Linked DNA regions of Homo sapiens: regions 2, 3, 4, 5, 6 and 7 are each linked to region 1. Evidence: chromatin loops called from intact Hi-C (ENCODE). Cell type or tissue: IMR-90. All regions are shown on one strand.

Region 1 (4,000 bases):
GTTTCTAATTAAACTGAAGAGCTTCTGCAGAGCAAAAGAAACTATCATCAGAGTGAACAGGCAACCTACAGAATGGGAGAAAATTTTTGCAATCTACCCATCTGACAAAGATCTAATAGTCAGAATTTATAAGGAACTTCAACAAATTTACAAGAAAAAAATCAAACAACCCCATCAAAAAGTGGGCAAAGGATATGAACAGACACTTCTCAAAAGAAGACATTTACACAGCCAACAAACATATGAAAGAAAGCTCAACATCACTGATCATTAGAGAAATGCAAATCAAAACCACAATGAAATAACAATCTCACGCCAGTCAGCATGGTGATTATTAAAAAGTCAAGAAACAGATGCTGGCGAGGCTGTGGAGAAACAGGAATGCTTTTACACTGTTGGTGGGAATGTAAATTAGTTCAACCATTGTGGAAGACAGTACAGTGATTCCTCAAGGATCTAGAACCAGAAATACCATTTGACTCAGCAATCTCATTACTGAGTATATACCCAAAGGAATATAAATCATTCTACTATGAAAACACATGCACATGTATGTTTATTGCAGCACTATTTACAATAGCAAAGTCATGGAACCAACCCAAATGCCCATCAATGATGGACTGAATAAAGAAAATGTGGTCCATATACACGATGGAATACTATGCAGCCATAAAAAGGAATAAGATCATGTCATTTGCAGGAGCTTGGAAGAAGCTAGAAGTCATCATCCTCAGCAAACTAACACAGGAACAGAAATCCAAACACCACATATTCTCACTCGTAACTGGGAATTGAGCAATGAGAGCACATGGACACAGGTAGGAGAACAACACACACCAGGGCCCGTTGCGGGATGGGGAAAAAGAAGAGGGAACTTAAAGGATGGGTCCATAGGTGCAGCAAACCACCATGGCACACGTATACCTATGTGACAAACCTGCACTTTCTGCACATATATCCCGGAACTTAAAGTAAAATAAAATAGATAAATAAATAAATAAAATTAGATTAAATTTTAAAAAAGAAGAGGTTTAATGGACTCACAGTTCCACATGGCTGGGGAGGCCTCACAATCATGGTGGAAGCCAAAGGAGGAGCAAAGGCATGTCTTATATGGTGGCAGGCAAGAGAGTAGGTGCAGGGAAACTGCCCTTTATAAAACCAGCAGATCACATGAGACTTACTCACTGTCACAAGAACAGCACGGGAAAACCCCACCCCCATGACTCAATTACCTCTCACCAGGTCCCCCCCCACGACACTTGGGGATCCAGCAGACACCACCACCACTTCATCCCACTTCAAATGTGGTCTCCCATGCTCGAGAAGCAGTACTCACCTTCTGGTCTGCAAAGCGCCATCCTGGCATAATTTGCCTTGGCATTTGTCTTTTAACGAGTATTTTAAACGATCTTTTAAACGAATATAATATCTTTGGAAGCCCTTATTTGCATGTATTAGTTATGATATACCTAATAAACATTCCACCACTCTAATTTACCAATCTTTACCAGTTATAAAAGCAGAAACTATAATCATGTCTTTCAAAATAAGCCTTGGGCTGTTTTGTAGCAGTGAAATCGATAGTTGTACTTAACCTAAAGAACCTGTGAGAATCCCACTGCAGTGTTGAAATTTAACAATTAAGCAATACTATCCCTGGCTTTCATCATTGAATTTCACAAAATATGTTATTTGCTGGGAAAACAGTTGAATCGGCCTGATGACGTGAATAATCTCAGGCCTGACAAGGATATAGCTGTATTATAATTCCTTAGTGTCCTTAAATGTAAGCTACTTTTGCAATTAATACTAAATCTAACCTCGCTTTTTCCGTAATTTCTATAATTTCATCTGAACGTAGTAACAGGTTAGCAGGGGGCCACCAGCCTGGGCGCTCTCGGTGTTATACTGTCCTCTCGTGGTAAATATGGAGAACTGCAGCCTGACGGCTTTTTCCTCTTTCAGTTTCCTGTTCCATTATTTTGCCGTGCTATACATATCCTTGTAAACTGCCTTAAATTCTTTCTAGGACACAGCAAAATCTAAAATAAATAGATAAACAAATGTATAAGATGAGAACTGTTGACTAGGAGCTTAAAACATGGGTTGGAAAACCCATCTGCTTGGGTTCAAATCCCAGCTCTTAAAGCCCAGCACAGTGGCACGCACCTGTAGTCCCAGCTTCTTGGAAGGTTGAGGCAGAAGAATGGCTCAGGTTCAGGGGAAAAATAAAAAATGAAAATTCCAGCTCTGCCACTTAATCAGCTGTGAGAACCTGGGTTATCTACTGGGGTGGAGATAGTCTCTCTCTATGCCTAGCTCCTCATCTGTAGAATGAAGATAACAATAGCCTGCATTGCATAGTGCTGATATACCTCCATGGCAAGCACTAGGAACAGAACTACTACTCCTTCTCAAAAACAAACAAAAAACAAAAAACCAAAGTGAGAGCTTTATCACCTAAAAGGTCAATTACAGCTTATTCTTAAATACAGTGGAACAGAAGTTCTCTGGGACCTACAGACCACTTCCCCACTGTGTCCAAATTGGACACAGAGTGCAGAAAACTGAAACTGCAACCCAGCTGAGCTGTGATTGTGTCTTTTTTCACTGGAAGAAGTAAATCATAGAATGTTAGTGTTGTACATTGGACTTTGGAGCACATTCCGTTTGGCCTCCTCATTTTACAGTTGAGGAGTTTGAGGCCCAGAGAAGTGATAACTCAGTTCTCCCGATGCATTTCCATGATGCGATCACTGCTTCATGCTCTGAGTCCTTGTAAACACAGGAATTTCCAGGAAGAGGAAAGGGCAAAGCTGTGATCAACCAGCCATAGTTTTCCCAGCCCTAGTTTTCCCCATGCAGCTGCAGAAGTCACCGTGGAATGACCCACGAGCAAGGCCACAGGCACAGACACTTCGGGAGCTGACAGGAATAGATCTTTAGAGACAGGAAGGCTTTCCTACCCAACCCCACCATCAATTTTTTAAAAGCAAGCATTTCCCACAAGGTAAATATAAGAACTAGTCTGGTCAAAGGATAACAAGGCAGTAGGTACTGGAAATTCCGGACAATTTGTACTACTCAAGCTAACTGCAATGCAAGACAGGCTCTGGAACTTAAGGCAAAGCTATTATGTCCGGCTCTGCCACAATTTTAGAATCCGCGTCCCCTGTAGTGGACTGTGATGCACCACCATGTTCTGTCCTCAACAGAGGTTGTCCTCTGACAACCCTCTCTGAAAACTGCCCTCAGCTCAAGAAGGTTGCTTTGTTCAAGGTCAAGCCCCCCAGTACTTAGTCAACGAGAAAGTGTAGAGACTCAGCACTCCCAGAGTGATGGGGGACCACTCCAGAGCCCCTGGGGTTCTGCTGAGGCCCTGCTGAGATTGCATCACAGCCCAGCTGCCCCCTCACCTGAGTATTATCCTGAGGACACGCCCAGAGAGATGTCCTGCACATTCATCTCTACTCAGAGCCTGCTTGCCAGAGAAACCAAATCAACAGCCCTTTTCTGATATAAAATCTCACACGTCACTCTTCTTGACCTGTTCGGGTTTTGTGGGGTTTTTTGTTTGTTTTTGTTTGGTTGGTTGGTTTTTTTGAGGGGAAGAGGATCAATTTAAAATAAATCCATTGTATACTTAGCCTCTCCAATCTGAGAAGAGAGTGTGCTTTATATCTGGCAAAACCTGTTTAAAATGCTGTTTCCCGATTGCTACCACCTAAATTATCCTCCGTGTAAATGGCTGTTTCTCCCCAAACCTAATTCCAATGGATGGAACGTTTCTGTTCCCCCAAAATTCACACGTTGAAATCCTAACTCCCAAGGTGATCGTATTTAGGAGGTGAGGCTTTTGGGAGATGATTAGGTCAAGAGGGCGGAGTCCTCGTGATTGCGATTAGTGCCCTTGTAAAAAACCCCAGAGAGCTCTCTCACCCCTTCAGCTACGTGAAGACACAGCAAGAAGATGGCTAGGCCTTCTATGAACCAGGAA
Region 2 (4,000 bases), 320 kb before region 1:
ATTAACTGTTTCTATATGCCTAGAAAAAGTAGTTAGACAATGTAATTTTAATTTACATTTACAGCTTAGTACAAGGATATAAAGTACAGAATAATATTCCTAAAAATACATGTAATACTCTTATAGATAAAATTATAAAACTTATTGAATAAACAGTTTTGAAAAACTTTGAAGAAAACCTTAATAAAGACAGATATATCCTGCTCTTGGATAGACTTGTTATAAAGAAGATATTCATTCCTCCTATAGGGAGGAAATGGGCAAAAGATTGAAAAGACATGTCATATCAAAGGAAATAGAAGATGGCCCCTAAACATTTGGGAAGATGCTGTAACTGAAAATCTCAGGAATGCAAAATTAAGTTCTTAGGAGATATTATTTCATATTTACCAAATTGGCAGAAATTTGAAAGTTAGATAATATTTTGTGGAGTATTATGAAGAAACAAGAAGGTTTGTCAACTGCTTTTTTTTTTTTTTCTTGAGACGGAGTTTTGCTCTTGTCGCCCAGGCTGAACTGCAGTGGTGTGATCTTGGCTCACTGCAACCTACACCTCCTGGGTTCAAGCAATTCTCCTGCCTCAACCTCCTGAGCTGCTGGGATTACAGGCATGTGCCACCACGCCCGACTAATTTTGTATTTTTTTTTTAGGAGAGACCGGGGTTTCTCCATATCGGTCAGGCTGGTCTCGTATCCCAACCTCAGGTGATCCTCCCACTTTGGCCTCCTAAAGAGCTGGGATTACAGGCGTGAGACACCGCACCCGGCCTATCATCTGCTTTTAGGAGTGTAAATTGGTCCAATTTCCTTAGAAACTATTGTCATCACCTATTTTACAATTCAGTAAGTTTACTCCTAGATATTTACCTAAAGAAACATTTACATGTATCTGTATAAAAATATTTATAAGAATATGTTAAAAAAAACAAAAATGAAACACTGGAAGCAACTGAAATGTCTACCAAGAGGGGAAAGGATAAGTACATTGTATTATATTCACACATTAGAGTACAATACCACAGGCAAAATGAATAAAATAGAGCTATATCTCAAAATGGAGGAAACTTGAAAATCTAAGTTTGAAAGAAGGAAGCACAAGTATCCAATTTGTTCCCATTTGCAAAAAGTTCAGGCAACATACAATAATATGCTGCTTGGGGAATACCTATGTAGGTGGGTCTAGTGAGAAAGAAAAGAAAGAGAATAAGATAAATTTCTGAATGGTCAAAAAAACACCAGCATCAAGTAGAAAAGTCTGTTATAGTATGAACGAAATCACAGAGAATTTACCACAAGTTTACCTGGTATCTCCAGTACCTAGAAATATTTGCCTTTTTCAATTATTATAAACTAATCTATGCATGATCAAGATAAGTGGATTTTGTTAGTTAAAGCATTAAGTTATCAAAGTGAACTTTGGATCTTATGTTAGTTATGACAATATTTGAGAATTCAGTTATGTTCCTTAACTTTTAATATAAATGACTTTGTGTTTTGAATTGTTGTGGGGCATGTAAAATTGTTGTTAAATTACTGTGAAATTTTAAAAAGAAAAAAAAATTCGGAGTGGTCATTTCCTCTGGATAGATGAAGAGGAATGCGAGTGTGTAGAGAAACAGAAGGGATCTCAGAGGTGTGGTGCTGTCATATCTTCTTTCGTGCCCTGAAGATGGGAACATGGGTACTCTCTGATCATTCTTTAAATTGTGCATTAATAGTTATATATTCTTCCTATAATCCCAGCACTATGGGAGGCCGAGGTGGACGTATCACTTGAGGCCAAGAGTTTGAGACCAGCCTGGCCAATGTGGCGAAACTCCAAAACTACAAAAATTAGCTGGGAGTGGTGGTGTGCGCCTATAATCCCAGCTTCTCCAGAGGCTGAGGCACGAGAATTGCTTGAACTGGGAATGTGGAGGTTGCAGTGAGCCGAGATCATGCCACTGCACTCCAGCCTGGGCCACAGAATGAGACCCTGTCTCCACAAATAAATAAATAATAAATAAATAAATAAATATTCTCTTTGTATGATAGTTCATAATAATCATATATGTTATTTTTATATTTTTAATTTTATTTTATATTTCACCAAGTAGAATTTTTAACTGCTTTCTGGAGTTGCTGCGGGAAGATCAAAGTGTCTACGCAAAAGTGGCCTGGTGATAGGGTGGGGCCCAGAGCCCAGTGCTGGTGGAGACAAAAGTGCAAGGTACAGCATTGCAAGGTCAGCAGCCGTAGACTCGGATCCTCGGCAAACGCAGGTGTGATCTTGGGACTAGCTCTAGGCTGAAGAGCTCACATCTAATTCTCCAGCACTATGAGCCAGCTAGTCTTGTAATGGCGCCCTCTACTGCTTACATTTGCAAGAGACTGTTCCTGTTGCTTGCTACCTAAAATCCTGACAGGTGTATTGCTTTTGTAGTGTCTGTGGGAATAGGTGAGGATATCCAATAAGGACACTTGAAATATGAGTTTGAAATTTAGGAATGATGTCTGACATGCGATATAGCTGTTACCAATATACAGTCATTTGTGAACACAGCTAAGTTCACCAGGGAGGGTGTGAAACTCAAAGAGTATGAACCTCAAAGCTTACCCACTACAACATCCAAGGGGGATCCAACTCCTCACTTACCAATATCTGTGCTTAGATGGTGTTGGGACAATCTTGGTATCCACAGGTCCCACTCCTCTAGAAGCCAGTATCACAGTCAGCACTTTAGAACTGTCAGTAACACCGAGGTTATACAAGTAACTACTCACTAATTGTTTGTTTTTTGTTTTGTTTTGTTTTTCACTTTTAAAGACTTTCTTTTTTACAGAAGTTTTAGGTTCACAGCAAAATTTGGAGGAAGATATATTCCCCATAAGCCACTTGCCCCCACACAGGCATAGCCTCCTCCATTATCCACATCCCCCACCAAAGTTTGCTACAGTTGATGCATCTACAATGACACATCATTATCATCCTAAGTCCATAGAGTCCCTTAGGGTTCACTTTTGGTGTTGTACATTCTATGAGTTTGGAAAAATGTATAATGATATCAATCCTTCTTTATAGTGCCATATGGAGTATTTTCACTGCCCTAAAAATCTTCTGTGTTCCAGCCACTCATCCCTCCCACAACCCCGGCTCCACCCACTACCTTCACCACCCCCTGCCCCCGCATCTAACCCCTGGCAATTTTTAAACTTTTTTTATTGCATTATCTCGACACAGCCAAGGAGATTATTTTATGAGAATATTAATGAAAATTTCCCCAAGAGTAACCCCATATTCTTAGAAAATATCTGACCATCATTCTGCATGATTAACCTACATTCTGGTCTCAGAAGCATGACTAAGAAGGAGTTTAAAAAACAGATTGGTGGGGCAGTAATTATGCAGTTGATAACACAAGGCTCTACCCTGTGTACATAAATCTTTCACAGGAGGAAAAATATTTAAAATGTAAGAATTAAAAAGCAAAAACATTTGGCTATAAAAAGGGATTCAGTAATTACAATGAACATCTCATTAAACATAGTCTTTATTTACAAGAAGGCTGGGAGAGCTCTAATTAACTCATAAGCTGTCCCTATGAATCATTAGCTGTGGCAGGAAAATTCTAGGTGATCCATTAAATCTCCACACCCACAGCTGTTCAGGGAAAAATATAAGCAAACCCTAACTGCCCTTATTTTGGATGGTTGGTGAATTTTCTTCAGTGACCAACTGGATGACCTTGGCCACCACACATCATATATTTCTTCTCCCCAGGGGAAACTGAAGTCCTCTTTTTCTATAACCAAGGATAGGATTTTCTCAACACTCAACAAATAGTTTGTCCATCTTTGAACAAACTTTTAAACCAACGTGATATAAACAATTTACAAAAGTTTATGGTAGACTTTAGATGCAAATCCTTGAGTTGACCCAGAAACATTCTGCTGTTTTATTATGTCAGTTTCCTAAGTCTGTGTTTGAATATGATTTTTCACCATGCTATCTATGTGTTTT
Region 3 (4,000 bases), 690 kb before region 1:
TAATTTATTACCAGACCCTAGCTTCCCATTCTTATAACACAGAAAATATTATTTTATGACTTACAATCAAGGCACAATCTCTTAAATAATCTACTTTAGAATCAACTATAAGCAAAAGAAAATTTATCTACAGAGCTATATTATTAGATAACCTGGTTTGTAGCCTTGCAATGTGTATTCAATTGCCTTTATGTCTATTTGCCTATCTCCTAAAATACTCAAATTTCGGATTTTAGCCTAATACACTCACAATCATGAGACTGATTACATAACTGGATTTCAAGGAGAAAAAATAACAAAGAGGAATGAATTAATTATCTGAACTTTAGTTATATATTAGATTTCCTAAACAAGAATTACAGACAAATTTGTTTATTAAGAAAACACTGTTGAGAGGAACATGTCTTTGGAATTATGAAAAATGATCTTCCAGAGTATATGGAAAGTAAAGACATTCTGAGGAAATGTCCATTATGAAAGTCCAAGTGACTATGCTTAAACCACTATAACCGTAGATCTGATTGCTTGATGCTATAATTCAATTATCTTCTCACTACTTTACCTCTCATCTGATAGTGAAATACAGCCCTATTTTTTCCTCTAGTATTTATTCAAATATTTTTCCAAGTATGACACAATGACTTTATCTCCTCAGTCAGTTGTCATTCTTGAGGTATGTAGACTCATCAACCACTAAACCACTGTGGCGAGGACCCTGGTCCATTTGGCCAAAAATTCTGCCCTTGTTCTTCATCCTATTAACCGTAAATATATTAGGAATCTAGCTAGAAGATGTCCCAATTTATTATTCATTATAGCTCTAACAATATTAATGTTAACTATTAAGTATGAAGATGATTTTTTTTTATTTTCCATTAAGTCATTTATTGAGTCACTTACATTATGCCTGTAGTTTAGGTAGGATTAATCCATAATTTCTTCCCAAATTCCCCTGTGATTCGATTCCTTGCAGAGGACCATTAAATATATGATGAGTGGTTGGAAGGTTCCTTCTTATCCTATGGATAAAAGGCTCTAAATGTCTTAATATATTTAATTCTTCATTTAAATCACTTCTGATGTGTGTTTATTATATAGGTAGGCTCTCTTGAACATATAGTCCAGTGCAACTATTAATGCTTTATTTATTTTTTATTTATTTATTTTTTGAGACCAGGTCTCACTGTCGCCAAGCCTTGAGTGCAGTGGCAGGATCACAGCTCACGGCAGCCTCTATCCCCCAGGATGAAGTGATCCCCTTTCTTCAGCCTCCCAAGTAGCTGGGACTACAGGTGTATGCCACCATACCGTGCTAATTTTTGTATTTTAGTAGAGACAGGGTTTCACCTTGCCCAGGCTGATCTTGAACTTCTGAGCTCAAGCCATCTGCCCGCCTCTGCCTCCTAAAGTGCTGCGATTGCAGGCATGAGCCACCACATCTGGCCAACACTTTATTGATAACTGTATGTATGTATAAGCATTTCTAGGTTGTAACAATCCATTGGCTCTCAGTAGGCCCACCAGAGGAGTACTGCACCTGCAATGAAAACCTGTCTCAGATTTCAATCTGCAAGTGTTTTATTATGGGCTGCTAGTAAATTATCCCACAAGAGGTCGCTAAAGCTCCGGTTTTTTTGATGTGTGATTTTTCTGACTTTTTCTCCTTCCTGCAAAGGAATTGCAAAAAATTTTCTGTTTCCCGGTTTTCTATTTCCCAGTCTGTTCCAACTTGACATGAAGGTAGTCAAGAATTAGGGCTTAGTCATGGGCAAGGCAGCTTACTTATGGAAGTTTGTAGCCATCTAGGGTTGCTCAAATCCATCACGTGAACTTCAGAGCATTTCTTACCACAATTTATACTTGAAAAGGAAATACAACCAGGCACCTTCTGACCTCAATAACTAAACTCTTTTAGCTGTAATGTAGACCCCTTTAAAGGCACATTACCACTTTTCAGGCCCTGGGTTGACATTCCAGTTTTCTGCACATACCAGAATGATAGAATAGACATCTAAAAGAGGCCTGCACTCAGTAAATATCTCCTTAGAGAAGATCTAATAAATAAATGCTAGAGGTACCCTCATTAATGGAAAATTGCTGCTACATCTATTTCTTTGGAGGATTTTTAGACTCAAGCAGGCAGATTCCTGTAAAGAATTTGGTTTAAAACAAAGCTGATATTTTAGAAACAATCTCTATTTTCTCCACAGAAAACATAAATATTTTTTAACAAGACATTTAAAATTGTGTTTTAGAGAAAAATCGGCTTAAAATTTGAGAATATTTTCGCCCATCCTTAGAAGAATTTTCTCTTCCCCTTAGAAAAATATTGCCTGAATATAAAAAGGGAATCTTACCTTGATTTCTCCATCTCTCAAATCTCAGAAGAAACAATGCCACTTTTAGCATTCTTGACTAGTAAGATTATTGGCTATATATTTTCTTAGCAAGGGTCACATGTTACATTTTTAATAGGTTCTATTACATAGGGCAGAGGTTATAGGCAAAGACTTCTCTAATGATCTTTCCACTTCCCTTCTCTACGGGGAATATTTAACTTAAAATATTGTGATTTAATCATATATAAAGAGAGAAGTGTTATTGTGAATCAAGCATTTGAACAATTTTATGTTTTCATATGAATATAGAGTGTTAAAATTATAAATAACATTTTAATTATACGGATGGAAAAACCTGGAAAGATCTCAACCCTATGAACATGAAGGATTTATACAAGATGATTTTGGAATCATCCCTTCTAGTCCTAAAATGTAATGACTTTCCTTAAATTCTTATGCTTTTGGACTATAAAAGCCCATTTCTATTTTAATGAGATAACTTTAAGTGGAGGGCTTTTCTTATTTGAATAGCTGTCCTGTTACGATTTGGGAGTTAAATATCAGATAATTAAAATTTAGTTGTTTACAGTTACTGAGATTTTTGCATTATTTCCTCAGCAATAATTTTTTATATTTACAACCTCTATGTTAATGAACACACTATTTCATGAAGTGCTTTTGTAAAATGCTAACATAATTCTTTCCTCATGTCTTTTTGGAGGTAGGAGACTCATATACTTTTTATCAGAGATGCTCATGAACTTGAAGGCCCAAATGAATAATAATATACAGATAATGAATTTCTACTTGACTTGAGCCATATCGCAATAAAGAAGGAAAAATGAAACAGGCTAGCCAGGAGGGTAGGAATAGACCAGTCACAATGCATCAAAAGGCAAATGATAGTAATCAGAATCTCAAAGAATCATACAATGAGTCTTTTTAAAATACCACCACCACCTACTCCACTACTCTGGGCTTGTGTTAGCTGACAAGGCACATTGGTTTTCCCGTTTACTCACATTAAGCCCTGGGTAGGCACAACCAGAGAACATTTCAAATATGTATGGGTTATGAATAAGTGTGAGTCACCGACTTTTAGTCCAGCTGAAACTACATTGTCAGAAGAGTATTAAGCTGGCATTTGCAACCCACATACTTACCTTGTGCCTGACACTGTGTTCTGTATTTAGGACAAAGGCTTTTCTAGTCCATGCACTCAGGTAACTCACAATACAGTTGAAGAAAAGAGATAAGAACACAGACAACTACAGTATTGCATCAGTACTAAGGCATGCATAGCACCCCCACCCCCAGCTGTCTTACCTCTTGGAAATCAGGTTGCATCTTACAATTGATGGTATCTTGCAAATGCCATGTCTAGGCTGCTGTCATAAGCAGTCTTGGTTTGTGTGGGTGCAAACTTGGTCATAGCTGTTGATCTTGTCTTCCCTTCATTGAGGTATGTGCACTGTTGATAATGCATGAGTTGAGTGAATTGCCATTTAAAATGCTTTAAATGTTACCTTATAATTCAGTATTAGAAAAAAAATTGTGGTATGTGCAAGAAGGGCTAGAAACAGTGCAGTGGGATGTATATTTAATGTCACTGAGGTAAATATTTACCATTGGAAGGATGATTCTCATTTCTTATTTTCTTG
Region 4 (4,000 bases), 210 kb before region 1:
CTCCTTCTTTTCACCAGTTCTTTTGTGGAAGAAAAACACAGGCATGCTGACAATGGCCAAGACAAAGGTGTTCCTCTTTCTTTCCAAATCCTGTAGACTGGAATAGTTATGGAACTGAGAGAAGTCACAGCAGTCCTGATCCAAAGTGTCACACTAAACTATGTGCCAGGCACAGGGATCTCCGCTCTCAAGTGACTTTCAGGCCAGAGGTGGTGGACAAGATAAGCATGCTGTTAGGAATGAATGTGGGGTGGCCACAGTAGCACATGGGAGGCCGTTGAACTTGGCCTTGGGGACCAAGATGTGATTTCTGGAACATAAGAGCAAACTCATACCTAAGATACGTGTAGGAATTAGCCTGGTGAAGGAGTGTTCCAGGAAGGTGGAACAGGACATGAGAAAACCTGGAGTTGATAGGGCTTTCAGCAGATGAGAAGAACTCGAAGCAATCCAGCATGTCAGGAATAATGGGCAGTAGGGTTAACTTGACTGCCAGAATCTTCCTTTTGTACTTTTCGTGTGCATTAAATTTATTGACAGTAGTGTGCTACATTGAAGAGACAAGGCTAGAAGTAACTGCTTCCTGACATACTGTACAAACTTGTGGATAAATATGAAAACTTTAGGTCTGGGCAAGGACTAAATATTTTCTTAAATGATAGGTTTTCTCTGAGCGGTTCTTCCTGTTGTAAACTAAGTTCAAACCCAAGTATTCTAGGACTGGCACTAAATTTGACCAATTCATTTATGTCTCACCCCAAACTTGTTCTTTTAGAATTCAAAGGAATTTTTCCTTAAAAGCCCCATTTAAATTTTACCTGAGTAATTTCCCCCTTTCAAGTTAGTTTTTTAAAAGATATTTATTGAGATTATTTTCATAATTTTGCAAGAATGACATGTTCATTTTAGGAAACTTGAAATATAGAGGAAAGCTATATCAATGAAAATAAAATCACTCACAATACCACTAAGGTGATAATCTTTGTCAATATTAACTTGTACAGGGTATTTGTGATATAATTTTCTAAGTTTTTCTATGAAGATATTTTTTAACAAATATTTCAACAATTTATATGCATTTCCTGTTTCTGTGTGCATGTATACACATGATATATATTCCACTCATTTTAAAGTTAATTTGAATTATTTAATTTATGAACACACTCTTATTTGCAAGTTTTTGTAGAACTATTAACATATCTAGTGTGTGAACTTTTAGCCCTGTTGAAAATAGCTTGCAAGCTGTAAGCTGGTTATATTTCAAAGAGCTAGAGGCTCCTGTAGTTCTCTATTCATTAGTTTTAAAGCACCTCTATGACATGACATAGGTGGCAGTATTATTATCCCTATATTGCAGAGGGGGCAGCCAAAGCAGACAGCAGTTGCATAACCAAGGCCGGGGTAGAAACAGAACTGGGGTTCTTTTGAAAGTAGGTAGAGTAAAAATTACACATAAAATGAAATATTGGTGATTTGTACCTCTATTCAAAGCCTCATCTCTTTGAAATGACAATGCGTAAAACACATTGGCCCTCTGTTATTTTTCCATCAATTCAGAACTGAATCTGACCTTGGAGAGTCCACACAGATATCAGTGGAACGTCTGGCCGATTGCATGTGAGGAGCTGCTGCCAGAACTTTGCCTGAAAGCTTAAATACCCTATGAGAGCTGCAAGGAATTCTGAAAAATTACGTTGAATATCGATGTTGAAGTTAAAATACACATATATGCGTGTGCGTGTACGTGTGCAAGCACACAGACACGCACACAGAATTTTAAGCCCAAAAGCAGCACCAGAGCCAATTCCATGATATTTGTATTAGTAATCTTTACTTGGGCAGAATTCACTTGAAGCTGGTGGGATTCTTTTTCCTGAGTCAAGCCTGCAGAATGAAGCCTGCTGGGAGTCAGCAAACCACAACAGACGTCATCAGCTTTCTCCTGCTTCAGGATATACATACTGATCACTGCGGGGGTCGGGGGAGAATTTTATTTTTGCTTGCGCAGGCTTACACAATTGTCAGCGGATATAACCCTTGCCTTTCTTTGAAGTGTGAGCTATCAAAAACTAAATAAACCAGATGGAGCCATTTTCTGATTCAAGGTGACAGAGCAGACCAATGCCTGAATAATATCTCTTTTTAAAGATGGAAATAGAATTACAAATTTGCTACAACTAATTTGCACTTTCCTTTGAAAAGGTGGAGCCCAAAAAGAAATTTTTCTCAAGAGGCTTTTCCGCCTGAGAATAAGTAATATTTAAAATAAGAGAAAGGTTGGAAAATTGACCACACAATACATGAAGTTAGCAAGAGAACGAGGGGGAAATTGTCAACTATGAAAGTGACAAACACTGAGTCGCTGGCATTCAGATAACCCCTCTTCTCCTTGCAACCAGATAAATATACATTCTTGATTCCCGGATTCCTTCCATTCTTGGTGCAATACTTGAAAAAAAATTTGACCAGGTTTTTGGCATTTTCATCTTTTCTGGGAATACTTCTAAATGACCTAGGGGAAATTTTCTAAACCAAAGAACAGTTTTGGCAGCAAAAACAAGCCTCAGTATGTATTATGATTGAAAAAAAGTAATTTAGCCTTTAACTCATGCAAGGATCTACGAGAACATCTATGTCAAACAGAATAAAATGAATTTGATATCTTTATTTTTAATGTATGGAAAAGATGATGTTTTTCACTTCATTATTTTAACTCTATAAAAGAAAAACTTCTTTGATGATTTACTAAACAAGGAATTAACTAGATTGTTAATGTTAGTGTTATAATTTACTCTTACAGGATTGAGTTTCTCAATTGTGCTAAATTTGTTCTATTCATCTCACGGCTCCCTCTAATACGTAGGAAAGTATAAAAACAACCTATCTGGGTCTTTATTTTTCTCATCTGTGCAATAAGGATAATAGGTCCTATTTCGAAGCATTGCTGAGATGATTAGATGATACAAGGAAAATGTCCAACCTAGTATCTGTACATGGTAGGTTCTTTCTGATTCATTCTCTTCTACCTTCTTTTCTATGGCATTTGAATATTGTGTGTGGACTTCAGCAGACTGATTGTGTGAAGTTCAACTAGTAAGGGCACAAAGCCAGGTACGTCTGAAGGACCTAATGTTTATATGAGTGCTAACTACGTACCTGGCACCTAATAAGCGCTCGATAAATATTAGCTATTGTTGTATCACACACCTCACTTTATCCTCGCTACAACTCTGGAGAGGTTTTATTTTCATTCTCATTTTCCAGTTGTCAAAACTAAGTCTTGGGAGGCAAAGTAACTAGCCCAATGTTGCACAGCAGGACTATGACGGAGCCAGAATTCCAGCTGAGATCTGCTCCGGAGCTCCTGGTCTCACTGCTGCAGCATGCCACACCTCTCCCTAAGTATGGGGTGGGCAGGCCTCGGACAAGTTCAACCACCTGCAACAGAACTGGAAAGGCAGAAGGACTTCTGGGAGAAAAAAAAAATGGCTGTTCTACTCATCTGCACATTCTAAGGGAAATTCTCTTAGATACACCTAATTTAATTTCTCAGCTATGTTTAGAAATTAACTCTAAGCCTATTTATTTACAAGAATAATGCAGTCAAAGACACTGTTAACCAGCTTGGTTATCTGCCTTTGCAGCTTCTGGAAGATTCAAAGCAGTTGAATTGAAGGTAGGGACAGTTGCTACAGTCAATTGCCTTGAAAACAGTAGAAGTGACCTGAAAACCTGCCAAATGCTGACACAAAAGCTTTGAAAGCCGTAGTAGCCTGGAGCCATTTAGCATAGCAGCAAATAGCCTGAAACCCTCAAATAGTCCTTGAAGTACAGTAATTGATATCATCATAAGGTCATTTAGATTATTAAACAGGAGTATATTACACATTCATAGAACTAGAAATTTCATCCAAATATTATTTTTTAAGTTCAGTAACTTAAATAGGAAGTATTAGTGAAAGAGAAGAATCACTTAAATAAAACACCTCTTCTATTGAAA
Region 5 (4,000 bases), 190 kb before region 1:
ACTCTACAACGATCTTTCTCCTCTTCCCCAAGTTTCCTCCTCTCTCCCATGAAGAAATATCAAATAATTGTGTGATAAACCAGCCTTGAAAGGAATGTAGAGCAGAAGCAACAGATTATACACCAGCAAAATGGCATGCCAAGCAAAATAAAGCACTTTGCAATGTGGAGACGTGAAGAGAGGAAGATGGGATTGTTACAATGTTCTCCAAGAAAACAGGGGCTATTCACTTGAATGTGCAAGTTCAAATTGTTCCTACAAACCCAATTTGCTGGCAAAAGTGCCAAATACAAAACTACCCTACTTTCGTTTCTGTCCAAGGCCTTTCACATAAGCTACAGGGGGCATCGCCTTTTGTTGAATTGGTTCTTACTTTCAGGGTTAGCGCCTCCATCTCTGAGACTAGGAACAAGAGGCATGGCCCACAGTTGATGTTGCCCTCGATTCAACCACTCTCAGGTCGGGGACACAGTAGTCAGTGGCCCACATAATAAATCAACAGTGCTCTCCCTCCAGAAGGTGAATTGTTAACATTCTTTTCTTTCTTTCATTGCCATTTATGTCCCCTGTGAACATCCTTTAAAATGCTTGTTCCTTTGAAAATGGGTTTTGAATGAGCCTGAGCCACATATCCAGGCTATGCAGGCCACTGCCCATACGCATGAGGATCTTGATGCTTCCCGAATTCGCATCTTTCGGAGTTAACTGTGGAATGTGATTCAATGTTATTTCCCTTCCAGCTGAAGGGCAGCTGAGGTTATGAAGGGATTTGACTAATAGGTCATAACCCAGATAGGTTTGCCGAGAACCAAATGACACAAGGGGGAGGGATGTGGAGAAGGAGCGAGAGTGATCAAACTGAGGCACTGAGGATCAACCAAGCCCATCCCAGCACTGGTCTTGGTGACTGGGCAAGGTGCCCCCCAACCCCCATCAGGCCCTCCAGAGAGAAGCAGCTGCAGATTGGCTCTGCAGACTCTCAGCTTCCTCTGTTTTTTTGAGAACTCCTTGGGGCTTGCAGGCCTGAGCCTGTACCACAGGGGTGACTCCTCACCTGACACCTCCAGATAACTGGCCTCCAGCAAGGGGGGAGCCCCTCTGTGAGGTTAGCAAAGGGGAAGCCCCGCTTCTTTGCCTGAAGTCCTTAAGAGCTAAGCCGACAAAGAGCTAAGAGTCAACAAACTTTGACAAGCACCAAAAGAGAATTGAGAACAAATAAATCAGAAGAAAGAAGAGGAAAAGCAAATGCTAGAACCTCGATGGCTTTTTTTTTTCTCCCTGCTGTCGTTCCAGCTGTAGCCTGGGATTAATTAAGTGCTGTGAACTCAGTGCCAGAGAGAGGAGGGGAAAAAAAATGCATTCTATCTCTAAGGAAGGAGTACAGTAACAGTTTCTCACCAGAGAGAAACCTAGGGAAGTGAATCGCTCTCGTCGGCAGTGTTTGTGGAGGGCCTGAAGAGACAGGGAGGTTGTGCCAGGCTGGAGGAGGCTTGTCTTTCCGAAGCTGGAGAGGATCTTACGGGGGTTCGCTTTTCCCTGCCTGGGAAGAATTTCCCCTGTGGTAGCAGCAGCAGCAGCAGCAGAAGCAGAAACAGCAGCAGCAGCAACAGCAGCAGCAGCAGCAGCACCACCACCACCACTACCTCCTCTTCTGGGGCACAAGACAGAATGCCTGTGCTAGAGCGATATTTCCACCCAGCAGAGCTAGGCAGGAGGTGGACAGGCCCAGAAGGTGTGCTGCCCTCCTCCCCGGGAAGCCGGCCGGGGTGCCAGCAGGGGCCGCTGCCCTGGGACTTGCCAGAGATGATCAGGATGGTAAAGCTGGTTTGGAAATCCAAAAGTGAGCTGCAGGCGACCAAACAGAGAGGCATTCTGGACAATGAAGATGCTCTCCGCAGCTTTCCAGGTAAATTGACCATGGGGTGTAATAGGTCACAGGACCAAGTCTGATAACTAACTCCCTTTCTTTGTAGAGTCCAAGCCATAGGGAGGAAAATGAACTGTGTAGCATCAGGTCTGAGGGCTGTGACTTCCAAATGTCTGCTGTATGATAGAAATGCATCTTGAAATTAAGAGTGATTTAGTAGGAGGAGCATTTGACTGGAAATCAAGAAACCTGGGTCCTGGACTCAGCTTGACAAATGCTTGCCCTTTGGGCTTGCACAAGCCAAATTTCCTGAGTTTCAGTCCCCACCAAGGAGGGGGTGGAATTGGATGCTCTTTAATGGCCATCCTGACTCTAACATTTCTTGTCAACAAGTTAGAGATATCCCTAGGAGAATATTCTCCTTGGGTGGCTTTTTATCATTCTTTCTATAAAGTAAAATACATTTTCCAATTTTTAACTATGCCATTTACAGCATGTATTATGTTCCCAGCACTGAGTTTGGCATGCAAGCTTTTTATGTCCTGGGCAAGTTGGTAAACTTTCTTGACTTGGTTTCCCCTTTGGCAAATGTCAGCAATATAAACACCTTTATTGATATCAACTCACTCACAAATGTGGAAATAATGATTCCCAGGGACTTTGTCTTGTCATAAGAATGTGCTGTGTTTGGGACGGTTGTGGAGAACTTCACTGTGTTTCTGACAGTGGATACAACCACCACCAAGACACCCAGCATGCCTGGGAAGGATCCCAAGGGGCTTCGTAAACTAAGAAAGCCACAGCTGACTACAGGGCACTCTCTTTCTTTGAGGAATATGTTGCTAGATATTTGGAAAGTGGTGGGTTCACTTCAGAAGAAAGAACATGAGTGTGTGTTTATGCATCTGAAGTCTTGGCTAGGCCTATGCAGTGGAATCCTGGCGTGCCATTGGCGGTGAGGGATGGGGTAGATGGAAAAGATACATCAAAAATTACCTCTCCCTTTCTCGTGGAAACAGAGTAGGAAATAAAAATCTGGCTAGTTTTGATTTTAATGATTTATGCCAGGAACTTTTTTTAAGTTATGACTTAATAATCTGTAAAGAATATTATTAAGAAGTTAATACTCTGGGAAAAGAAAAGATTTAAAAGGGAGAAAAAAACAGGGTTGGTCTCCAGTAAACAATGAGTCCTTGAGTACATAGGAAAGTGAGGGAAACGAATAAAACTGAGGTTTATGTGGCAATTGGGAGAAGGATGCCCAGGGAGATGGGTCTTGGTCAGATGAAATGAGGTAACGCTAAACCAGTGTTGCATGTGAGTAGGGTAAGAAAAATGGAAAAACCCACCTGGGCAGAAAATTTTACTCTGACACTTCAACTCTTAGCACTTTAGGTTTGTTTCAGTCAATTAAATGATTAAAATTCATATTACAAACTGCACCCTTTGATAAAACTATCTAATTCAATAGTTGTTAGCATGTCTGTGGAGATAGGTGTACATTATTATTTATGTTCTATATTAGTGAACATCTAATTCCTGAAAAAGCAATACTCTGGAGAAAAAGCAGAACTCCTGTAGCTTCTTATTACTTAAAAGGCACACTTTTCTGGACATGATGAAGCAGAGCTTGTTGAGTCTTACTATACCTCTCTACCACTGCCTCACATTCAGTGGAAACTGTCTCTGAAGCCACTTGGATTCCCAGGGAAGCTGCACCCTGGTCTGCTGTTGAGGTTGCCTGCCTGTGTGGAGACAGGCTTTATAACACCTTTCCAAAGGATGTGTGTTTGCCTCCTGTTCTTCCTCCTGTGCCTCCTCACTCTCAGGGAGATGAGGGCTCATCCTTACTGGAATGGGCATAAAACCTTTTCATCATCATCCATCTATGCAGCAGCAGGTCATAGGATGCAACCCCAAAGATGAGTGGCTTCACTTTCCAAACTGTCTCTTACCTTCTTCCTTACTCATCCTATTCCTGATGCTGCATTTCCTCTGAGCATCAGGTGTCTTCAGCTGCATCATTTTCACCACAGCAGCACAACAATGGGGCCCTCAGGAACACTTACAGACTATTTCAAAACTTCTGGCATTTTTTTGTTTGTTTTTAGAAAGTGGTGATTTAAGCTGTTT
Region 6 (4,000 bases), 380 kb before region 1:
GTCAAAGAATTACGTGTTGGAGGGTGTGTATGTGTGTTATATGTTTTCACTGCATTCTCCCCAGCACCTAGAACAGTGCCTGGTACAGAGTACACAATCAAATATCTGTTGCTGTTCAGTGAAGGTCCAGAACTGTTATTTATTTCACCTCAAAACCAGGCTCTTCTCCCAGTCTTCCCCATGTCAGTAAATGGCAACTCTAGTCCAGTTTGCCCAAGCCAGGAACCTGGAAATTACTCTTGATTCCTCTCTTTTTCTCACACCTCTCATCTTCAAATACTGCCAACGCTCTCTGCAAATACACAGGCCCCCTTCCAAAATCTGGCCCTCCCACCTTCTCCACTGCTCTCACCCAAGTCCGAGCCATGATGTGCTCTCACTTAGGTTAGCACAGTGGCCTCATTTATTGGTCTCTCTGCTTCTACTCTTGCTCCCTAGGAGTCTATCTTCCACAGAGAAAAGAGAGAAATCTCTTCAGAATTCGTGTCGAATCATAGACATTCCTCAGTTCAAAACACTCTGATAGGTAGGTTTTCACCTTGGAATAAAATCTAAGTCGTGTGCATGGCCTGTAAGACATGTCCTGATCTTGTCCCAGACATACCTTCTGAAACTTATTTCTTCCCTTTGCTCATTCTCTTCCAGCCACTCTATTTCCCTTCCTGTTCCTTGGCTCTGCCAAGCACTCATGTGTTGTGGGACCTTTCCATGGCTTCATCTGCATGGAAGGTAGAGGCACACAGTACCTGCTATGTCCCATCATTCGGGCCTCCGCTCCAAGTTGCTTTATCAGAGGGCTGCCCTGATCATCTTTCCTAAAATAGCACACACACCACACACACACACATGCACGTGTACACACACACCTCATTCTCCTTACCTTATTTTGAAGCCCTCATTGCCAACTGACATTATACGTTTACTTATTTTTCTTTGACAATTTCCCTGCTTCTCCAAAATGTAGACTCCATGGGGGCAAAGAACCATCTGTTTTGTTCACTATTGTAGCTTCAACACCAAAGATAAACCCCAACAACTACAGGGATGCTTAATCCTAGCGCCTAGGCTCTTAGGGATACATAAATACTTTCTTTCTCAAAGAAACAATATTAGTATTTGAAAAAGGAATGTGGACATTCTTTAGTGTTGCGCCCACCCCTAAAACATAGTCTGCCTCGGAGCAATGGAGAAATCTGATTGGCCCCTGTGGGTCCCATGCCCCCTTGTGGCTCTGTCGTGGGAATGGGGCTGGGGGCAAAGTCCATGCAATCCATAGAAGATAGAGGAAGGAAAGTTCCGCCCACCGCCCACCCAAAAAAGGTCTGTTAGCAGAATTTAGGATGGGGATGGGGAAAAGGAGGAGGATGTGGGGGAGGCAGAAACAACAGATGGCAACTATGGGGATTTTTCCAGAGTGGGAAGTGTAACCCAGGGATAAGCTGGGGTCCCTGGTAAAGGAAGTATCCCTAAATAACTGGACCTTCATACTCTTTGGGAAAGAACAAGCTGAGGCCCCAGGCACACCTGCATGGCATCACCATAGCCTTGCTTCTTGAATGACTCCTGCTGGCATCAGGAGGCATCTCCCTGGCAGGAACAAGCCTGAGGCTTCACCACGGAAGCTGGAGGAAACGCAGGGACCCATGGCACAAACTGACACAGGAGTTCTATGTTTCATTGCACATCATTTTGTTCACCAGTGCATTTGTACGATTCTGCCTCTATGGCTATCAAGTTTAATTAACAACTCATTTTTAGGTAAGAGTAAAAATGAATTAGGTAAAAAAAAATAAGCAACAGCTGCCAAGTGAGCATGGAGCACATACACTCACAGATGGAAAAAATCTACATCTTGCTGCTATGATTTAGCTCAGGGTTTTATATTTAATTTTTGTTTTGTTTTGCTTTTGTTTTTATACACCTCACCACAAGGTATTTTAAATTCTTTAAATGTATTCCCGAATATAGAAAATGTTTCTTGGGCTCTCCTGAGAGTGGGGTGCCCAGGCTGACCACAGGCACACACACATTCTTCCCATAGTACAGTACTTTAAAATTAATAGCACATGCAGAGGAAAAACTAAACCCTTTGACGTCACTCTTGAAATGAGGAAACATAAACAGAAAAGGCTCCACTCCAGTAAGCTGCCAGAGTTGAAGCCGATTGGTCTCTGCTTTTCCTTGCCTGTGGCAACTGACAGCACCTCCCAGCCTAGCAGGCCGGCGGCTGCTCACCCAGCCAGTCAGTTGGTCTGGGCACTGCAGCAGGCTCGGCTCTGTCCCAGCACTTGTCTGGGAGAAAAGTGGTGTTACTCACCCAGGGAGAGTCTCTCTTTCTACCTTCCTTCTTTCTCGATCTCCTTGTGTGCTTTTGTGTTTCTTTATTTCTTTTCCTTTTTTTTCTTTTTTTTTTTTTGTTACTTAATTATATTCCTAATCCTGGATGAAGTTGCTGGATTCTGCAGCACAAGTCTTCATGAACAAGCAGCACCGCTCAGAGATTTCACGGCATTCAAAGGTCACAGAACTGCCACTATGGTTAAATGTCTTGTTTAATGGTTGAGGTATGTACAACAAATTTAAGCGGCAAGCTCAGTTTTCTTGAGAGAATAGAGTCACAGAGAGATGGCAGGATTTTTATTTAAAATGAACCTGTACATATATATGTTTTTTGTCTGTGATTGTTACTACAGCAACCAGCTTTTGAATTTCCTTCCTTTTTCTAGGCGAACTGACTAAACATTATCACTTACCCTGAATTAACCGTTTAAGGGCAGCAGGGTTTCATTCCAACCAGTGTAATGAGACTCCGGCATTTTCACTGCACTTTGAGCCCACACTGAGGTGGTCTTTAAAAAAAAAAATAAAGAATGCAATATTTTTTTTCTCCAACATAAATCTTGGAGTTGGGTAATTTTCATTTTTGGTGGGACAGGATAGGAAAATGCTGGTAAAGGGATTGGTAAGGTTTGTGGAACAGGGAAGAAGGAAATTAGTTTTTTTCTTGAGTTTTTCATGTTGGTTGATAGCAGACTTCAAGATGAAGAAATTAGTGGCAAGAAGGGAAGAAGCTGATAGTGAGACTGAAGGTAGAAAAAAATCAATAGAAGATGTCCAAAAAATGAGCTCTGAAGAAAAATCCTTCATCACCTTGTTGCATTTTTCAAAAAATGTTTTGGATTCAGAAGTCCAGGAGAGATGCAAGTACTAAGTTACATGACCAGAAATTTAGATATTATTATTTATAAAGGAAAGTAAAACTTCTTTATTACCACTGCAAATTTGCTAATTATCTTTTCCTACAATAGTTGAAAATGGAGTCAGATATTCAATTAGGGGCTTAAGTGATTGAGCCTGGGGACTAATTAATCATTTAAAAATTCTGTTCTTCATGTGCTCTAGCCAGAGTGACTATTGCAATAAGAGTAAACCTCTTTGCACCAGAGACAGGCATAGGCATTCATATACAGTAAACACACTAAATGCTGCAGGAAGATTGGCAATTCAATACAGGGCTAATGTTGTTTTCAGTGGCACATTATTATGTCTTAAGGAGGATCCCTGCTAAAAATCATTCCTATCCAAAGAGTCGGTTTTTGTAACAGCAATTTAAGTAATATATGGTTACCATGGATTTCCCTATTACCCTTCTCAAAGTTATGCAATAGCAAATAAGACAGGATTATTTGAAATCCTTACCCTGTTCCAAAATTTCTAACCGATTTTCTTAAAGTTTCTATTCTCAACATTGAGAACCTGAAAGCTTTAAAACTGGGTCATGTTAGCAGTAATATTAAGCACGATTTCAAACATGAGGTGTATTTCAAAGGGTTAAAAAAATTAACTGCATAAGACTGGAATGTACTAAGTTAAGAACTGCAAAAATATTAGCTCTGAAATGCAGAGGATGTGCCGTGAATGGACAATTGCTTTTCTGCAGCGCCTAGTGGGAAAACAAGGACTTTGTGTGTTGCAAACGCATAACTGCAGCTCCTCCATT
Region 7 (4,000 bases), 550 kb before region 1:
ATTCAAGAAATGGAGGGTCAGAAGGTCAGCTTCCACAAGTCTATAATTAACTGGGTTTTGATGTATGCTTGCAGAGGCTAGAGACACACTGAGAGATTTATCGAGTGCAATATTTGTTTGACATCCAAAGAAATAAGACAAGCCTTCTTATGAACTCTTGGCAGAGATTTACTTTAGATAGCGAAGAACAGCTTGACACTACAGATTATTAGACACCACAAGAGTTTATTAAATAAAATGGGTGGAAGCATTGATTCTACATCTTAAATATATCTCTTTGGTCCAGGGGTTGTCAAACTGTGTTTCTTAGGGGGGTCTCAGGGGCTGCTGCAGGATGCCAGGAGCTGGTGCAGAGCAGAGTGACTCACGTCTTCCACCTCTCCCTCCATCAGCTCTGCGGTTACTGGTTTTATATTGTAATGTTTCACATAAGATTTCATTGGAGAAAAAATTCTGCACCACAAAAACAAAAAGTTTCCTTTCCATCTCCAATGTTAAAAAGCCTTAGGCTGAGGCTTTCATCATTTCCTGCTTGGATCGTTGTATTTTTCTTCCCTGGGGGTCTGTCTCGCTGCCTCTGATCTCGTCCCTTTGTCATCCACCCTCCGCATGGTTCCCAAAGTGATCATTCTCGAACACAAATCCAAATCTGATGTTGGCTTCTGGGGCATTTTTGACTTCCTATCACCAATTGTAGAAAGTTATACTCTAAAGAATGGCCCCAAGAAAGCATTTCATGATTTGGCCTTCCCTTACCTTTCTCCAGCCCCCTTTTCAGGATGTCCCCTTTTGTTCCTTGTGCCTCAGCCATAAACAACAACTCATGCCTGCAGTGCGCTGAAGGTATAGAAGGCCTTTGGTTTAGTGAATCCAACTTCTCAGCTGCAGCTTCAGCATAATGACATCTTAGAAGACTCCCCAGCTTCCAGTAGTTTAGTTAGAAGTCCTCCTCTGGGGCTCCTGTCATGAAGAATGTGTACCCCTCTGACAGCACATTGCCCGCAGTCTTGTGTTAATTGATATTTAGTTTATCTCCCTACTGGATAATCAGCAATTGCCTTCAGGAAACGGACTGGCTCATCAGCTCTATCTCCTCAGACTTTGGCTCTGCACTTGACCCTCTACCATGTTGTTAAACAAGAAATGAGTGTCCTCCTTTCTGGAAATCATTAAAATAATGGTTTTTTATCTGCTTTATTCATTTGAAAAGCTTTGGTCTATGAATATAGACTATACGGCTCCTTAAGATTTTTGTCTATATTATTTTTGATTTTTTTGTTTTTTAACACCTTTAGAATTTCACAGCCTTTATAAATATAATACTTAAAAGTAACATTTCAGAGTATTTGGAAATACTTTTTGACTATTTAAAACAAAATATGAAACATGAAGTATAGTAAAGATATAAAACGATAATTTAGATAAAAATTCTTTCTTTCATGGAAAACACCACTGCATTATTCCTGTTTCAAATGTCCTACAGCATTACATTTTTTTTTTTTTGCAGCAACTCCACTACACATTTGTTCATGGTGTTCACTTCCTACAAGATACAGTCAAAACTCCTTAGCCTGATTTCCAGAGCCTCTGTAATCTGACCCAACTGACTTTCTCAACCACATTACACACTAATCTTTCACAGATTTTTTTTTGCTTTATTTAAACCTTTTCCCCTCATATTTCTATTTATTCTTCTTAGCCTTTGGTGAATGCTTTCTATCAGAGGATTTGTACCTTCGGATTTTTGGAAAAGTCTGTACCATTATATCTTAGCATATTGCTTATTTGCTGTTTGTTTATTTATGTCTTTGGAATTTCTCTGAGGCAGATACTAGAGCATTTATGATTCCTAACTTCTGTTTTATATCCTCCATTCCTTTATTTTTGTCCTCCATGTCACAGAGATGTTCTGTTCCATCTTCTAACTCATCTTCAAGCATGATTTGTCTTGTATAATCCATTTGCTTAGATTTCTAAAGAGATTTAATGACTGTACTTACACTTGACTTTTAAGAGCCTGTTTCATAACTTGCTGTTTTTATTTTACAGATGCCATTTCTTCCTTTATATTTTAAATACTGTAAACATACTTATTGTCAGCTCTCTTTCATGTTGTTCTATTCTTGTTGGTTCCTCATGTCCTGTAAGCTGTCTTTCATGATGCTAAGTGTCCTATTTTTTAAAATTCTGTTTTATTTTGCTTACGAGTTTACTTCAGAAGGAAGTATCTTTTCTAGAGATCCGGATAACCACCTGGGGTGGTTTCCACTGGTGTTCCTGTCAGCACCTTCAAGACACACTGATTCTGAATTATTTTTTGTGTTAGTTTTTCAGCCTGGAATTCTGAGTCTATTCCTACTCCCACCTGTTGTTCAGTCTTGGGGTTCTTATATCTCTAGAAGACTCCTATTTTACCCACATGGTGGGGCTATTGGCTCATTTCCAGCAGTTATCTTGGGTATGCAGGCAGAGATGATCTGGTTCCTTCAAGGTTAGTGCAGTGCTTTCTAGGGTTCTGATTCTGCACAGGAAGCCCAGTTCTTATTCCTTCTATAAACATATTTTCCTGGCCAGCTTCTGGCCTTGAATAGCCATGAAAATCCCAGACTTTGAGACCTGTAATCTCCCTTAGTTCCAGATACATTGTCATGTTGGCTCTATGTTCTAGCATTTGGAGATTTCCTTTCTTGCTTTTGTGTTCTGCTATATATTTAATATGTAAAAAAATGCTTTTAATCCCTATATCTAAATGTCTGGAAATGTTGTGTTCAATTCCATCTTATCCTGTTATTTCTTGACTGTCTGAATATGTAGTTCTTATTTCTCTCGTTCTCTCCATTTTGAATAATCTCCCAAATGCTCTCTGCCTTTTGCAAATTCACTCATTCTTCCAGGACTTGAGGAGTCACTGAAGGTAATGCTTTTTTCCTCCAGGGACCAAATTAACCCCTAGGAAGGGTCTTCTATGAACTCCTTTGACATCCATTTGACACTTAATCATTTTCTGTTATAATTATTATATGGCTATTATTTGTTTTCTTGTGAAATTATAAAATCTTTGAAATTTGGGGCCATTTCTTAAGCTTCTTGAATTTCTTCACCTGGTCTCACAACAAATTCTTCCTAATGGAAGAAAAACAGAAAAGAAAGACACACTAGGATAGAGTAATTTAAAATGTTTTAGACTTTATTTACGAGGGTCCAAGCACCTAGGAAAACAGGATTTGTTTAAATTTTGCTTACTCATTTTATTCAGGATTCATGAATTTATAAGGCCAGAGAGATTTCATATAAGATCCTAGATTACTAAAGGAAAACTGAAAGATTTTATGTCAAGCAATATAAAATTAATATGACAGATGCAACCTTAGAAAATGTGTTTCCTGAGATTCCTAAATTAGCTACTTTTGTGGGTGTCTGCTTAGTATTTGGTCCTGAGTAAATGAATAAACAAACAGCTACTTCTGAGAGCTACTTTCACAGGGAAATGTTTCTGAGTTCCAGTTCATGGGAGTTTAGGAAGGTATGGGATGCAAATTACATTTCAACACTGAACCAGCCAATCAATCCTTGAACACTTTTGAAGTCTTTAGCTTTGCCTGTGAACATGGGAACACCCAAGGGCACCTTCAAATTAAAAATAAACATACATTCTAAGGAGTCCTAGATGTGTAATTTGGTAGAAATTTAAGGGGTGTCTTTTTATAGTAACGGAGTCTATAAAGAAAATACAATTCAGGTGAGGTTACATCCTTTCCAGTCATAAAAGTGTATGTGAATGACATTTAACTCGAAATTCAAGTACTTTGGGCATATCATTCCCGCTCCCTGCCCCAATCCCATAATTTCTTGGTAGAAACTCATAGTGCATTTTTTTTTCAGTTCCAGCCAGATTTTTATATCTATTGGATGGATATTACATTAATAAAAAAATAGCTAACACTTATTGTATGATTGTCTAATGCCAAGCTATGTTCGTATAATTATCTAATATGTTGGT

The links. Hi-C counts contacts between places; a loop is a spot of excess contacts. Peaks named below come from ENCODE experiments on the same cell type or tissue, not always from the same donor. Only the 100,000 strongest peaks of a DNase experiment are listed, where the experiment ranks them.
Region 2: it touches region 1 in a loop (2.5-fold over the local background); 20 of 110 quality-filtered maps call a loop at or near these places.
Region 3: it touches region 1 in a loop (8-fold over the local background); 95 of 110 quality-filtered maps call a loop at or near these places.
Region 4: it touches region 1 in a loop (4-fold over the local background); 3 of 110 quality-filtered maps call a loop at or near these places.
Region 5: it touches region 1 in a loop (3-fold over the local background); 60 of 110 quality-filtered maps call a loop at or near these places.
Region 6: it touches region 1 in a loop (4-fold over the local background); 4 of 110 quality-filtered maps call a loop at or near these places.
Region 7: a loop joins it to region 1, with 14 times the contacts of the local background. A loop is called at or near these places in 33 of 110 quality-filtered maps.

Annotation. Positions count from the first base shown.
Region 1 is chr6:136,224,494-136,228,493 of GRCh38, forward strand. No RefSeq gene overlaps it. Among named protein-coding and RNA genes, the nearest start is that of MTFR2, 24 kb to the right of the region's middle. In IMR-90, a CTCF peak has its summit at 1,920 (motif pointing left); DNase peaks (open chromatin) are centred at 1,838 and 2,748; H3K27ac peaks cover 441 bases.
Region 2 is chr6:135,907,624-135,911,623 of GRCh38, forward strand. All of the region lies in intron 1 of PDE7B (phosphodiesterase 7B), which reads left to right. Among named protein-coding and RNA genes, the nearest start is that of PDE7B, 58 kb to the left of the region's middle. In IMR-90, a CTCF peak has its summit at 2,338 (motif pointing left); no DNase peak of the experiment used is centred here; H3K27ac peaks cover 363 bases.
Region 3 is chr6:135,534,500-135,538,499 of GRCh38, forward strand. All of the region lies in intron 2 of AHI1-DT (AHI1 divergent transcript), which reads left to right. Among named protein-coding and RNA genes, the nearest start is that of AHI1-DT, 39 kb to the left of the region's middle. In IMR-90, a CTCF peak has its summit at 1,608 (motif pointing right); DNase peaks (open chromatin) are centred at 1,762 and 3,382; H3K27ac peaks cover 1,111 bases.
Region 4 is chr6:136,013,289-136,017,288 of GRCh38, forward strand. All of the region lies in intron 2 of PDE7B (phosphodiesterase 7B), which reads left to right. Among named protein-coding and RNA genes, the nearest start is that of PDE7B-AS1, 58 kb to the right of the region's middle. In IMR-90, no CTCF peak of the experiment used is centred here; a DNase peak (open chromatin) is centred at 1,913; H3K27ac peaks cover 3,496 bases.
Region 5 is chr6:136,036,623-136,040,622 of GRCh38, forward strand. All of the region lies in intron 2 of PDE7B (phosphodiesterase 7B), which reads left to right. Among named protein-coding and RNA genes, the nearest start is that of PDE7B-AS1, 34 kb to the right of the region's middle. RefSeq lists enhancers at 1,182-1,682, 1,683-2,183. In IMR-90, a CTCF peak has its summit at 1,763 (motif pointing right); a DNase peak (open chromatin) is centred at 1,409; H3K4me3 peaks cover 3,229 bases; H3K27ac peaks cover 3,585 bases.
Region 6 is chr6:135,849,456-135,853,455 of GRCh38, forward strand. It overlaps PDE7B (phosphodiesterase 7B), which reads left to right and starts at 2,246. Exons shown (of 13, transcript NM_018945.4): 1 at 2,246-2,564. The coding sequence starts at 2,544. RefSeq lists a silencer at 2,033-2,270. In IMR-90, no CTCF peak of the experiment used is centred here; a DNase peak (open chromatin) is centred at 2,156; H3K4me3 peaks cover 2,010 bases; H3K27ac peaks cover 2,074 bases.
Region 7 is chr6:135,673,650-135,677,649 of GRCh38, forward strand. All of the region lies in intron 4 of AHI1-DT (AHI1 divergent transcript), which reads left to right. Among named protein-coding and RNA genes, the nearest start is that of LINC02524, 41 kb to the left of the region's middle. In IMR-90, a CTCF peak has its summit at 2,424; a DNase peak (open chromatin) is centred at 402; H3K27ac peaks cover 579 bases.